Linked DNA regions of Homo sapiens: all the other regions are linked to region 2. A link is a contact called in ENCODE Hi-C or POLR2A ChIA-PET data. All regions are on one chromosome and are shown on one strand. The core of a region is the stretch at or near the end of the contact, and the rest is flanking DNA. Distances in the headings are between cores, read along the strand shown. Region 1 has its middle 41 kb from the start of LINC02836. Region 2 has its middle 78 kb from the start of PRDM1. Region 3 holds the start of PREP (prolyl endopeptidase). Region 4 has its middle 51 kb from the start of PREP. Region 5 has its middle 82 kb from the start of PREP.

Evidence for each region. A loop is a pair of places that touch in the nucleus more often than their neighbours do. ChIA-PET counts read pairs that join two places held with the same protein, here RNA polymerase II (POLR2A). Pooled maps may share reads with other maps.
Region 1: a loop to region 2 is called in a pooled map, with 3 times the contacts of the local background. The contact joins two enhancer-like sites. A Hi-C loop is called at or near these places in 4 of 37 single-sample maps with no recorded cell type and 9 of 50 pooled maps. POLR2A ChIA-PET finds 5 or more read pairs at or near these places in 1 of 52 experiments (MCF 10A).
Region 3: a pooled map shows a loop between it and region 2 (3-fold over the local background). The contact joins the promoter of PREP here to the enhancer-like site in region 2. A Hi-C loop is called at or near these places in 4 of 50 pooled maps.
Region 4: a pooled map shows a loop between it and region 2 (2.9-fold over the local background). The contact joins two enhancer-like sites. A Hi-C loop is called at or near these places in 12 of 37 single-sample maps with no recorded cell type and 7 of 50 pooled maps. POLR2A ChIA-PET finds 5 or more read pairs at or near these places in 2 of 52 experiments (GM12878 and activated T-cell).
Region 5: a map with no recorded cell type shows a loop between it and region 2 (18-fold over the local background). The contact joins two enhancer-like sites. A Hi-C loop is called at or near these places in 1 of 168 maps with a recorded cell type or tissue (GM12878), 23 of 37 single-sample maps with no recorded cell type and 10 of 50 pooled maps. POLR2A ChIA-PET finds 5 or more read pairs at or near these places in 1 of 52 experiments (GM12878).

Annotation. Positions count from the first base shown.
Region 1 is chr6:105,589,817-105,592,516 of GRCh38, reverse strand. No RefSeq gene overlaps it. Among named protein-coding and RNA genes, the nearest start is that of LINC02836, 41 kb to the left of the region's middle. RefSeq lists an enhancer at 1,422-1,471. Within about 2 kb of position 1,321, at least 3 of the 41 ENCODE cell types and tissues checked have a DNase peak (open chromatin) inside an H3K27ac peak, as active enhancers do.
Region 2 is chr6:106,163,176-106,165,875 of GRCh38, reverse strand. No RefSeq gene overlaps it. Among named protein-coding and RNA genes, the nearest start is that of PRDM1, 78 kb to the right of the region's middle. RefSeq lists enhancers at 914-1,373, 1,384-1,433, 1,454-1,553, 978-1,824, 2,284-2,363 and 1 more. Within about 2 kb of position 1,300, at least 21 of the 41 ENCODE cell types and tissues checked have a DNase peak (open chromatin) inside an H3K27ac peak, as active enhancers do; they include GM12878, where a contact is called at or near this core.
Region 3 is chr6:105,401,649-105,404,348 of GRCh38, reverse strand. PREP (prolyl endopeptidase) reads left to right here and starts at 1,267. Exons shown (of 15, transcript NM_002726.5): 1 at 1,267-1,502. The coding sequence starts at 1,458. RefSeq lists a silencer at 990-1,559.
Region 4 is chr6:105,452,224-105,454,963 of GRCh38, reverse strand. No RefSeq gene overlaps it. Among named protein-coding and RNA genes, the nearest start is that of PREP, 51 kb to the right of the region's middle. Within about 2 kb of position 1,448, at least 8 of the 41 ENCODE cell types and tissues checked have a DNase peak (open chromatin) inside an H3K27ac peak, as active enhancers do; they include GM12878, where a contact is called at or near this core.
Region 5 is chr6:105,483,480-105,486,179 of GRCh38, reverse strand. No RefSeq gene overlaps it. Among named protein-coding and RNA genes, the nearest start is that of PREP, 82 kb to the right of the region's middle. Within about 2 kb of position 1,384, at least 3 of the 41 ENCODE cell types and tissues checked have a DNase peak (open chromatin) inside an H3K27ac peak, as active enhancers do.

The DNA.
Region 1 (2,700 bases), core at 72-2,571, 570 kb after region 2:
CAAGGCAGAAACCCATAAATCAAGAAGTTGAGATCTTGGCCAGATGAGTTTTAGGGATGCCTTAATACTGAGTTCTTTCTGAGTCAGGCCAGGTTTGGTTTCAAGACTAGGAAGGGCTGGTAGGTCTCAGTAGTCAGCTGTGTAGCCCCTTTTCTTATAAGTCTAACAGAACTATTTCTTTATTGCACATGGTAAACATGCAAACAGGAAATTATCCTAAAAGGAATCACTGAGAGATGGCAGTTCAAATTTTCTCCAAGGTAGTTGTGTTTGAAAAAGACTCTTTCCTCAGACCTAATGTTCTTAGGTATTAATATCCTGCTCTACCTAACAACATCCAGGACTTTCTTTCCTTTGTATCTTGTTTGCCTGAGCAACACTCTGCAAACCTTCCTTCTGGATCTGCCTGCTGGTTTTACCCCCCAGTCCAAGAGTTTAAGGCTGTTCCCTTACATTAGATTTAATTCAATTACTCTTTTTTTCTGATTCGGAAACATCAATATAAAAAACTAATATAATTTATGTCTCTTCAAGTGTAATTATTTCTATTAATGTGATGGAGAAGCAACATCTTTTTAAAATACACATATTTAGTATACCGAGTTTTCAAGAGCTTAGTTTTGGTGGCAAATAAATGAATACCAAGTCATAATGTATATTTTTTAAATTTGATATGTGTGTAGCTACATCAAAACAATATTTGATTAAACTATACTCTGGAATATAAACTGACTTGTGGTGAGTTAATATATTAATGAGGTGTTTTGAAGACTTCTTATGCCATATAGATGTTGTATTAGTTGATTCCTGATTGTCTTGAATTTTGCAACAGGCATCTAATCTGTTGGTGGTTGTTGTTGTTGTTTTATAGCCTCCAAAAAACCTCTTCTACCAGGCCCTTCCTGGACACATTGGTCACTCCATAAATACTGTGGATAGATTAGCAAAACTTGAACTGTATATCCATAATGATTCACTTTTTTATTTTGCATCAATTTACTGGCAAAATTTGAGGGATTATCAACTTGGCTTTTACAAATAACAGGGAATAGCCAAGTTGATAGGGGAAGTGCTGAAAAATCCATGAAACAGACCGGGACTAGGTAAGGGCAGAGAAGGAATGAGGGATTTTGCTGGCCCAAAAGGCTCAGGTGTTTCTCTACAACTGCATATGGGGCAGACAAGTTGTCCAGGCACTCAATAGCTGTCATCTACAGACTTAAGAGTAGAAAGTTTGTTTTCAGGAAGTGGCTAGTGGAATTTCCCAACTGCAGACAGATAATCTAGAAGGTGGGGCAACTGAAGAGTTGCTAATAGCCTCTGACTATGTTAGGGAGTGTCTATAAATCAGGCCATTCTTCAGAAGGGGGCATTGGGGGCGGGTCCTAAGTAGCATCTCAGGATTGCTGAGAGATTCACAAGGCTGGAGGGAGACTAGAGATACCTACAAAAGAAACTTTAGTTCTTAAAACCCACCACCCTTTCTCCCTTTCATGCTGGGATAAAGGGAGAAAGAAATGACCCAAAGACAAAAAGAATGCAATTCAAGAACAGGTTGATGGCATCTACAAAATGGAAAGAAGAGATAGCTTCTTCTAGCATCTCTTTATTCTAATCTTTTTTAATGCCTCCACTATTTATTTATTTATTTATTTTATTTTTTTTGAGACAGAGTCTCACTCTGTTGTCCAGGCTGGAGTGCAGTGGCACGATCTCAGCTCACCGTAACCTCCGCCTCCTGGGTTCAAGCGACTCTCCCGCCTCAACCTCCCAAGTAGCTGGGATTACAGGCATGTGCCCATGCTTGGCTAATTTTTGTATTTCTAGTAGAGACGGGGTTTCACCATGTTTGGCCAGGCTGGTCTTGAATTCCGCACCTCAGGTGATCTGCCTGCCTCAGCCTCCCAAAGTGCTGGGGTTACAGGCATAAGCCACCATGCCCGGCCTATGCCTCCTCTTCTTATGCTTGGAAGTGAAGGTGAGCACATTTTAAACCCTTGGTACACCTTATTTGTTGAACTTACTGCTGATGCTCCAGGGTTCCTGAATCCCCAACTTTCCCAGCACCAGCTGCTGAACTCTCCAGGGCTTCTGCGCACAAAGCCTGTTCCCAGGAAGTGGGAGAGCCCTCTCCTTGGAAGAGAAGCCTCCCAGTACTGGCCAGAGGGGAATTTTGAATACTGAAGTAGACAAAACCAAATGAATGACATGCTTTCTCAAAGAATGAAGAAAAATAAAATAGAAAATAAAAAAGTGTCTGTTCCTTTTCTCCTCTAAATGAAACTGTAATTAAACTATTTCTGGGATGTTGAGGTTTTATTCCACTGCTCTTTCCCCTATTCTGTACTCGTACAAGTCAAGGCGGTATGAAATTTACCCATAGAACAAGCTTCACAAAGTGAAAAGATGTGTTAGGATTCCACTACCGGATAAATTCCCCCTACAGGCCCTGAAATCTGCATACTTGCAGCCTAAATGACATTGGAATGGGAGATCTTTGAATATTGATTTCTAGCTCCTAAGGGTATCAGACCTTCCAAAAAATATCTCCCAGGTGAATCATCTTAGTGGACTTTTGCCCTTGACACTGAATTTTCTCCTGCTCCTTTCCCTCCCACAAATATAATCCCATCAAAGAGGGAATTGTTTTATTCCACAGAAGAGACCTAAAATAAATGAGACTTTCTTGGGAAACTCATT
Region 2 (2,700 bases), core at 51-2,550:
TTTTTTTTAAGGTGTTAAATACCATGTCTAGGCAGATTCAGCTCACCCAGAAGACTAGAATTGGCAGCTATGCCTCCTGCTCTCTGCTTTGATTCAGAACCTGTGCTATGCTATTGTCAAGCCTGGGTATTGTACCTTCTTGGTCCATTTTTGAATTTTTCATCCATTTTGACCAACACTGTTTAATTCCTGCTTTTTTTTTTTTTTTTTTTTTTGAGACGGAGTTTCATGCTTGTGGCCCAAGGTGGAGTGCAATGGTACGATCTCAACTCACTGCAACCTCCACCTCCCAGGTTCAAGCGATTCTCCCGCTTCAGCCTCCCAAGTAGCTGGGATTACAGATGGCCACCACCATGCCTGGCTAATTTTTGTATTTTTTTGTAGGGACTGGGTTTCACCATGTTGGCCAGGCTGGTCTGGAACTCCTGACCTCAGGTGATACACCTGCCTTGGCCTCCCAAAGTGCTGGGATTATAGGTGTCAGCCACCGCGTCTGACCAATTCCTGCATTTTTTAAAATGACAAATGACATGGTCAAGAAAGCCTTTCTGCATTTCCTTTCTTTGGTCTTCATTTATTCATTCAACCAGTATTCTGTTACTGTGTCCTCTGAACAGTCTCAATAAAATTGTTGCTGCTTGGTGCTTTGTGTATGTGCACCTGTTCCCTCTCCTAGGTTATGAGAACAAAAGCCAAAGATCCTATTTTAAAATTTTTATTTATTTTCTTAATTTTTTGCATCACCCACAAGACCACAGGCAAAGCCTGCTTGGGAATGAACTCGTGAAGAGCTGTGAAGCACAGATGGGTCTCTCTGGTCTTTTCCCTCTACTTCCATCCCCCTTTCTATTCTTCTAAGAGTCTCACAGACCCTTTCCATCTGAATTTAGTTAGGCCTCCAGCAAGCAGAGACACAGATTTCACAGTCAGGTGCTGCTCCATGCTGTACTGGGGTGATGCCCCAAAGGTGTTCTTGGCCCCGGCCTTCAACACCCTGTGTTGATGTACTTGGTGGCAGATTCCCTGCCATCTCCCCAAATGATCGTGTCTTCTCTTCACATCTCATTATGTTTTCCTTGGCCTGATTCCTTTCCTCCTACCCAGTCTGATTCGTCTGCCTTTTCCTGACTCCCTTCCAGGCCACCCCTTCCCCTGGCCTCTCTTCGTACCTTGGCCGTTAGTCTTGCTTGATGCCTCTGTATGCCTCACTTTGGTTTCTGTTCCCCCTTATTCTTTTTCTTTCACTTTCCCCCACCCACCCGTCGTTTTTAACAGTGTCATCATGACTTACAGTGTGGGAACATGATGCTTGCTGTCTCCCACATTACATAGCCGCCCCTGGATTTCATGTGACCAACATTCCTTCCCCTAACCCCTTGGGCAGGATAGAAACTCCCCCACTGCCAGAAGCCGGGGCCTAGCCCTCATCGCGAGTCCCGCTTCCTGCCCACCTCAGGAAGCAAGGGCAGGGCAGAAGATGGAGGCCAGGGCCACAGAGTTCACCCCAGACCTCGTGTCAGATTCTGTGGGGCAGTGTGAGCTGGGTGTGACTCAAGGCACCACTCACAGCAGCTTTACTCTGTGAAAGCACGAAACAGGGAGGGTCCTCATAAAGGAATGGCAGGGGCTGTGGGGAAGAGGTGGGGTAGCACATATGACTGAGGCCAGGGAGGTTTCTAGTGCTGACATGACTTGGCCTCCTCATCCACAAAACTCACTTGAAACACCAGAGCTTGATGAATAACAGCGTCCCAGTCATAAGCAGAAAGAGCTCTTCCCTTTTTCTTCCGTCAGCCCTCACACATACCGCTTGTGCAATCTGTTCTTATGTGAAGGTTTGCAAAATCGTCCAAGTGGAGGATGGGTCTGGGATTTCTTGGACACATATCCATCCTGGAGGGCCAGACATCAGCCAGGGCAGCTGGAACAACCTGGACTGTCACAGTAGGAGGGGACGGGGGGTGTCAAGGCTGCTGGGAATGGGGCCTTCTAGCACTCGGTTTCAGAGAGCAATAAATGGAGTTCTTATTTCAAACGTGCAAACCGGATTTGGTCAAATACTCTCCCTGTGAGGCAGCTGCCCTTTGAGGCTGTGGACCAGAGTGGAAATAAAGCTCCTGTCTGACAAAGGATAGGTTTCCTTGACCCTTTCTGCTGACTATTCCACTTCCTGCTGGTTTGCTGCGTTGATCCTTGGGCAGCAGCCCCAGGGGTGCTTGCTGCAGCAGAGTGAAAGTGATTGCCAGCCTGAGCTCTACAGGCTGACTTTGGGCTCTGCAGGCACGTTCTTCCCCTTGCTTATTTTCCACTGCTGTTTGTGAGTCAAGCTCAAGGGCCACGCTGAACAGGCTGCTGGAGGAAAGGAGTGAGCCAGGTCTCTTGATATCTTCTAAAGTCTCAGAAAGGAAGTACAGACCTAATTCAGTGCCCTCTCCTTTTCTCTTCAAGTGCAGGTGGTTAAAGTCCCCCTGATATGGTTTGACTATGTCCCCTAAAAAGCATGTATTGGAAAATTAATCCCCATTGTAACAGAGTTCGGGGGTGGGGCCTGATGAGAGATGATCAGGCCATGAGGGCAGAGTGAATGAATTAATGCCGTTACTGCAGGAGTAGGTTGGTTATAAAAAGGGAGTTTGGCCCTCTTTTACACACACGCACTCTCTCTCTCTCCCTCTCTCGCTGTCTCGCTCTCTCACTCTC
Region 3 (2,700 bases), core at 18-2,517, 760 kb after region 2:
AAGGCACGAGGTGGGAACTGGAATTGGGACTTCTGGGCTGTAGTGGGCTATGCCCCCGTGTTTGCACAAAGTTTGTTATCAATAGCGTGAGTTCTCCCAGAATTGAGGATTCTCAGATTGCCCCAGGAGGGGGTATCTGGGATCAGATGCAGAAAATGATTATGACACATCACTATGAACAGAAATGGTGAACTAAGGGTGAGGCATGGAATTGGGACCATATCACAAAAGAGACGGAGGACACAAGTTTATAATAGTTACCATATCCACTTAGATTCCGGAGGTGAAGGACTTTCTGGTCACACCTATTCTTTCTTCCAGGACTTTTTGGAAGCCAGGGATAGAAAACACACTGGGCACACACTATACCCCTGATGGCTGGGGCTATAAAGTCTCTTCTGGGTGGTCCAGGAAGCAAGACCAGAACACATACCGCTGCTGGCCCGAGGATGATGACATGTAACTATTAAATTTTCATGGGTTTGAGGTCAAGTATCTTGTCTATTATCTTTTCTTCCCATAAACAGTAGGTGCTCAATAAACAAGCATGACAGCAGGAGAGGAAATGAGGAAAAGGCAGGATAAATAAAATACCCCTGATGAGTTCCAGGCCTCTTAATCTTGGTTCTTTCTCAATCGGTAAATATCAAATAAGGGCTCAACCGTAGTCCTGCCAACACCTCCAAAGCATCTCCATAGTCCGGATGCTAAACCACCCAGTGTCCACCAGGGGTCCTGGGATGAAGGGAGACGTGTTTCTTTCACGGTCATCATGATCGATTACTTCTTCCCTTCAAGTCCAGAGTCGCAGGCAGTGGACATAAGGCCACCTCCAGCCCTCTGCTTCCAAGGCTGGGGAGAGGCAAGGTCTCCCTTCGCCGCCGTAACCAGCCCGGGAACAGGAAGGCTGGGGAAGGTGGGGGACTCCATCAGCAAGGAAACCCTGGGGCTTCACTCTCCTACAGGCGGTCCTGCGAGCGCGGCCAAAGAGAGGCAGGGCGCTAGGGAAGGCGCGGGGACCCGGCCTCGGTGGAAGGACTTGTCCCCGGCGCAGAGGACGGGCGGGCGGCCGGGCGTGGGCGAGCGCGTAGCCGGCGTGCTCCTCCGTGCGCCCGGGCGGCGCGGGCGCGGCCGGCGATCCTGCAGAGGGAGCTGTGCGCCGGCCTTAGCGCACGCTCGGTGCCGCCCGCTCCCTCTTGCCGCCGCCGCCGCCGCTGGGCCCGCCCGCCGGGGAGGGGCTCCCGGCCTCGCAGACAGCGGCTTCCTGCTTTCTGCACGTCCTCGCCGCCGCGCCGCCAGTCCGTTTGTGCTAGCTCTGGCCGTGAGCCGGCCGCCCGCTGCCGCCGGCCGCCCCGCAGCTGCCTGCGCCCCAGCCGCGCCTCGCGGCCAGCCCGGCTAGCTCAGGTCCGCTCCCGGAGCCCGCGCCCCTCCACGCTGCCCCCTGCCTGTCCCCGGCCATGCTGTCCCTTCAGTACCCCGACGTGTACCGCGACGAGACCGCCGTAAGTATCTCTGCCTCCGCCCAGAGGGCTCCCGGGCAAAGGTGCCCAGCCTGCCTGACCCGTGGCACCCGCAGCTCCTCTTCCTGTAGGCCTTCGACCCCCGCGTCCCTCCCCTCCCCCTCGGCCTTTGTTTGGGAGAATTGGGCCGGGGGCGCGGGGCTCCTCTGCAGCGCTGGGGTCCCGCGGGCGGTCACTCTGCTAGTGCTGGCGGCGGAGCCTGTGGGCAGCGCCGCCCGGCCGCTTCCTAGAATCAATGGGGTCAAGGGCAGACGCCCGGGTAGAATGGGTGTCTTCAGGGAGTGGGAAGACAGACGGTGTCACTGCTTTTTTGACTGGCGAAGCCTCTTGCTTAAATATGGTGGTAGGAGAAAGTGTCCGCTGGGGTGTGTGTGTGTGTTTGTGTGTGTGTGTGTGTGTGTGTGTGTGTGATGTCACATTTAAAAACGAAAACAAACTTTTAAAACTTACACTTTAAAGTCCTTAGAGTTGAAGCATATTCGTTCGATTTTAAAAGGTGTGTTGAGCGCCTACCCTGTCCCAGGTCGGATGAGGCGCACTGGGCCCTGGGGATGCCAGAGACCCGGACAGAAATGGGGAAGGCGGAGCAGTGACCCCATAGTGTGGCCGTGCTGATCCATGTTTTCTTAAACAAGAAAAGGAGTTGAGAGAGGGTGAGAGGAGGTCTTAGAAGGGAGAGGGGTTGACCTTTTTCAGAATGAGTAAGTTTTGTCTAGTGGCGGAGTTGACCACCATTTGCCTAAGCTGCAGATGAACTCAAGGTAACTGTTGAGATCCAGTAGGCGGAATTCTGGGCAGACACCTTTTTTGTGTAAACGTGAATTTGACGACTTAGGAACTGGATTGCATCCACATGTTGTGGCCGTGATTCTCTTACTAATAGCTACATTTCTCAGATTACTTAAAATATAATCAGAATAAGTATGTATTTGTGTGATACAGTTTTAATGTTTTTCTGTTTACTTTCCCAATTTATGCCAGAAAGTGTTTACTTTAAAGCACGTGCTACATTGGGGTAAAGGGTGCTGACGCTTCGGAGTAAAGGACATACTGTTTTAAATTAAGACTTCCAAGTGACACTGATGCATTCATTCATGGTTTCTTTGACCAGTGGCCATCTGGTAACCATGTTTTCTCAGTCTGCTCAGCTGCTTGCTTATTAAATTTACCCTAACAGCTC
Region 4 (2,740 bases), core at 199-2,698, 710 kb after region 2:
AGGAGATGGTGCAGAGATAAGTCTGCACAAACAAACCTTACTGAAATAACCCTTATCTTCCATTAGTTTCTCTCATATATTTTCTAGTCACTTTCCCACAAATTACTGCCCCTAGGACCTTTTTGGACACCCTTCCTTTGTCCTATCATTTCTCCACAAATTTTTTGCCCTTTGTTAAAATGGTATATAACCCCTGAGTCTAACTGCTTGTTTGGGGTTTTCGCTTCTTTCCTATGAAGCCCCTCATGCCACATAAAAATATTTACATCAAATAAAATTTGTATGCTTTTCTCCTGTTAATATGTCTTTTGTCTGCTTGATTCACAGGCTCAGCTACAGAATCTAGGAGATTAGAGAAAGGTTTTTCCTCTCCTACAAGTGTAAATGGGAGGAAAGGAATAGGGGATTCTTCCCTCACTGTTGTTGTTGTTGTTTGGTGCAACACAAATATTACTGAATTTCTATGAGTTAAATGAGGTTTTGTTGCAACTTAAATGTAGGTTCAAAACCATGTTATAGAACTCAAGAAATTAGAGATATTAGCCTTAGAATTATATATTCACAGAAGACCCCAGAGCTATCTTAAAATATTTAAAGGACTACCCATTGACAGAGGAATTAGAACAGAGATGGCCATTTCAACAACTAGTCATGGCTGTCTGGAGCTCTGAATTAAAAAGAATGTGAAGCAGTATCCAAGCTCAGTGGAAAAAATTCTGCTTGACAATGATGTCTGTCAAAGCTTGAAAGAAAGCCAGTACCCATGTGTTGAGAACAGAATGGCTATAGCTGACAAATACTAAGCATTTGAAAGAGGAGTTTATGTGGGGTTTGGAATGCCATTTTCTCTCATGCACACTAAGTCAAGAAAGTTTAAAGGGGAGAGAGAAAGAGAGAGAGAGGGAGAAGAATAGAACGATTCTTCAGAAATGAGAGCACTTACAATTATAAACAGCATTCTCTTTCATTCCTGGTAAGTTTCCACTTCCTTTTGCATTTTCTCATAAAGAAATCCATGTATCCTTACAGTAAATTTTCTTGTTTAGCTTTAGCTAGTCATCTAGATTTCTGGTTTTTGCAGCCAAACAACCCCTAAGAGATCTATGTCTTAGTGGGGCCAATTTCAATCCCATTTAATTCAATTCAACCGATGTTTATTGAATACCTATTGTGTCTCTTATACCCAATAATTGGGGTTGAGTCTTGAATCTGGCCTATGACTGGAATCTATGAAAGATTCAAAGGGAAAAATAGGCATAGGTTATGATGAGCTATAAAAAAAGAAACGAGACAGAACATAATGTAGAGTTCTTAGCTCTCCCCACCCAGATTTATGTTCTGAGTTTTCTTTAACATTCTGTCCAATCGAGTGCGAGTGGGCTGAGACGTGGGTGGCAGAGCTGAGACACGGCCCCTCTAACTGTCTCATGTACAAACTTGAGGGGTAAGAGGAAGTTTGACACAGGAAATAACAGCCAGCAGCCGGGCTCTCTGACGAACACTACCCAGTGAAGCCTTTTAATTAGGCAAGATCATTTTTGTTAAATCTGCTCAGAAAATACTGCCTTAATCTCTGAAGATAATAAACCTCATTTAAAGTCCTGAGTTGACTCACTGTCCATAATGACTGAGATACAAATAGAGCTTTTATCCTGCAAAAACCATTACCAGGACACAGCCAATTAAGAAATTAACCAAAATCTCCATCCCCAGTTAGAGTGCTTACCTCTAGGAAAAGCCTGAGGGGAATTATAAAGACACAGTTTCTATGTGTGTTCTAATGCCAAGGTCCAAAGCAAAGGAAACCCAAACCAAATCAAAAATTGAGAAGGAAACTGTTTTAATTGATCATGAGCCGCCAAACTTCCTCTTCTGCATTATCTGTGTTTAAGTAATCCAATTAGTTTGACCTCATATGAGCAAGAGAACCCAAGTGCACATCTTTTGAAGTGGTTGTTTGGGGGTATCCTGAAAATTCTTAATATCAATCCCAGGAACATCTAAATGGTATTTTCCCCTGCACTCCTACCAGCATAGTGGAAATATCAATACCACAGGTGGGGTGCGGGAGGAGGATATTTGCTTTTTGCTATTCACTATCACGTATACACACACACGTACTTTTACCCACATTATGGAATTACTAAAAACAATGTGTGGCTCAGACTAACCATTCCACGTTGCAAATAATATCAAAATGGCTCCAAGTAGCAAAGAGAGCCAAGCGTGAGTGTCATGTATGAGCTGATGCTGCTGGTAAAGCCTTGCTTTTCCATACATAGAATGTATCACAAGAATCTGGCCTGGAGGTGCCAAAGTAATGGATGACTCTTACTCCAGCAGAGGGTCTTGGCCATTTACAGCTGAAGGAATGTGCTAGTGGCAATGCTGCCCTCTTTTGGAACAGGGTACAGAGATGGGTCTAATTACCAGCTACTTTTGTGAAAAGCAGTAATAATAAATTAAAGACGATGCAGTGATTTATCCTCACCAATGACTCCTCTATCTTTTCATCAAGACAGTAGTGGTCCAGAGTCTCTAGTGGTTTTCTTTAAGTGTTGGAATAGAGAGTGACTAAAAGTATACATGAATAGCCCTCAGGAATAACTCGTCTGAAAGGCGAGTTATTCTCTTTTTTGCTCTTCGCATCTATAGCTTAGCATGCAGCCATTGATTACATACTTACTGCCAGGAATTGGTGAAAGAGTGCAAATAGAGGGCCATATTCTAAATGTCTAAA
Region 5 (2,700 bases), core at 135-2,634, 680 kb after region 2:
AGATAGAAGATTTAATGTTCTCTCTGGATTGTTCAGAGATTTATGACACCTATAGAAATGTTCATAAAATTTGAGGCTATGCAAGCCTTTTGGCATCTGTCTCATTGTTATCGGAACCATAAAAGTCATCACCATCTTGTCCACAGCCAGTCTTTTCTTCCTAGATAATCCGGGGAAAAATAAAGTTGCCTCTGAGTCTCTGAGTATCTGCTTGAAGCAGGCTCTGTTGTCAGGTGTGTGTGTGTATGTGTGTGTGTGTGTGTTGAAGGAATAGTGGTGTCATATCAGGGAAGGGAGAGAGAGAATAGCAGATCAACCTGTATGTGTTTGAGGACTTAAAGGGGAATTTTGAGAAATTGTTTCTAGAGCAACTCATTTTATCTGTCAAAAGGATGCTGCAGTATGTACGTCGCTCACTTCAGCCTGGTTCTCTGGCCCAGCCTACCCAGGAGTGGTAGTCTCCGGAGTGTACACAGAGAAGGGAAGCAGGTGCTTCAACTCCCCCAGCATCTGGTTTAGATGACCACAATGCTGAGAACACCTGCAGCCTGCATTTCAGCCAAGTCTGGCCTCCCATTGTATTCGATTGGACTTTCTGCCTTGAGCAAGAAAAAGGAATTGTTTATCAGATTTGCCAAAGGATCTCCGGGGAGGTGGAGAAAGACAGGATAAACAAACCTACAACAAGCAAGGGTAAGCAAAGCACTGGGAGACTTGGATTATTTGTGACTGTCCGAGGTAATCTTTCAACCTGACACAAAGTAAGTAAAAGCTGAGAGAGAGAAGCAAATGTTAGCATGGACCAAGTCAGTTTCCCAGCGGTTCATGAGGGAACCGATATTAGATCATCTTGTCCAAACTCTGGTCCTAGGCTGACACAGAAATCAAATTCTCAAGACTGGAAAGACTTTCAATCAAACAACAAGGGTTTAAAAGATGACTGTCCTAGAAAAATCTTACAAAGAAGATGGTCTTACCACTTGCGTAGCAAATGTTCCATTGCGCACTTTATAATTTCATATTTTGTAATAACTACGCAATGGGTAAGCTGGTTACCTGCAAATCATATCAAAAGCGATAATCTTGGTTTTACTTCTCTAACCAATGTAAGCAAAGCAAGCACGTCTGATATAGCGATATAATACAACTTCATGGTTGGTATATAGGAACAAAAATTAAATTAACGCGCTTATTTCCAGGGCCTCAGAAAATAGTTTAGCGGTATCATATATTGTGTTTTCTTAGTAAATAATTCTGCAGGAACCCCTTCTTTTTCTTTCCTTTGTATAGAGCCCCAACTAGTGGAATATTGGAAAACTGCACTTAAAGAGAAAACATTTAAATAGGAGATGACCACAGGTCTCTCTTCCTCAGGTTAAGAGCCAGTAAGATCGTACAGACACTGCTCATTTTGGGGTGTGGAGATATGGACAAGGCGCTGAATTAAAAGGGGAGGGGTGTGTGAAACTGGCTTATACTTAGCTCCTCACAGGCATAAAGGGCAAACTCGTACTGATGAAAACAAGTGCAATCTCTGGCATTTGAAATGAGTCAATGGGCTATATCTATCACTAGTTTGAGAAAGGAAAATATTTATTGAGTTCAGAACTTATCTTCTTGAAGATATCTTTTCCAAAGAAAGAGGAAGATATCCTGTGACACAAGATTGTATATGTTGGAGGAAAGAGACCTGGTTTCACAAATTAGATGAGAAGGCAGTTGGCAACATTGTCCCACTGGTGCAGAACAGAACAGAACAGGTAACACTGTGCCTGTGCTGGGGTCGGTGAGAAGGAAGGGAGAAAGCAGGTGGAGGCAGCAAAGTGAAGGGAAGGACTCCCACACAAACAACTAAGAGTCAAATATAGACACCTGGAGAAGTGATTTATGACACAGATTTTCCTGAAGGAATGAAATCTTAGGGGTTCTCGGGCTTTTAACTTTGTTCCTTTCTTTGTTTGTTACCTCTCCATTTCAAGGAATCTCATGCTTGTAGATTTTTTTAGGAGTCTTGGCTCCCTTGCCAAAAAGCACCAATAAAATGCAGGCAGCCTGGAAAGGTTATAAAAATGCAAGATGAATTCATCAATCAGACAAGGTCTTGTCTGTACGTGCAACAGGGGGTTCACAGACAGGCTTCAGGGACTTGGTGGAGCTCCCTAACAAGATGTGTAACTTCTGTGTGTGTGCATTCTTCTGGATTTTATAGCTTTTATCAGATTCTCAAAGGGGCCTGTAACCCAAAAGAAGAATAAGGAATATAACTGTATAGAAATCTGCACACAGACCAAAAAAAAAGCAAAACTCACACTCACATTTTAATGGATGCCCCTCAGAATGATCCCAGACTCCATGAAATTCTGCTCTTAGAGAAGCCAAACAGAGATATCAGATTATTTCAGTACATCATGAGTCAGACTGTAGCCTTCTCTTTTATCATGCAATGACTCTTTGAACAGAGAGCTGCAAGACGTTTTTTGTTGCATTTTGCACTGCTGTGATGGCATAGGGCACCCTTCTCAAACCTCAACGTGCTGTCCTTGAGCAGGTTCCAAGCTGATTAACCTCCATTAACCAGCTTTCTTCACCGTGCATTAAACAAACAAGATGAATTACGCTCAAAGATCCAAAAGCAGCAGCAATCATTTTTGTTAGTTTTTCTTAATAGATTAAGCAGTGGAAAATAGAAAAAAAAAATGC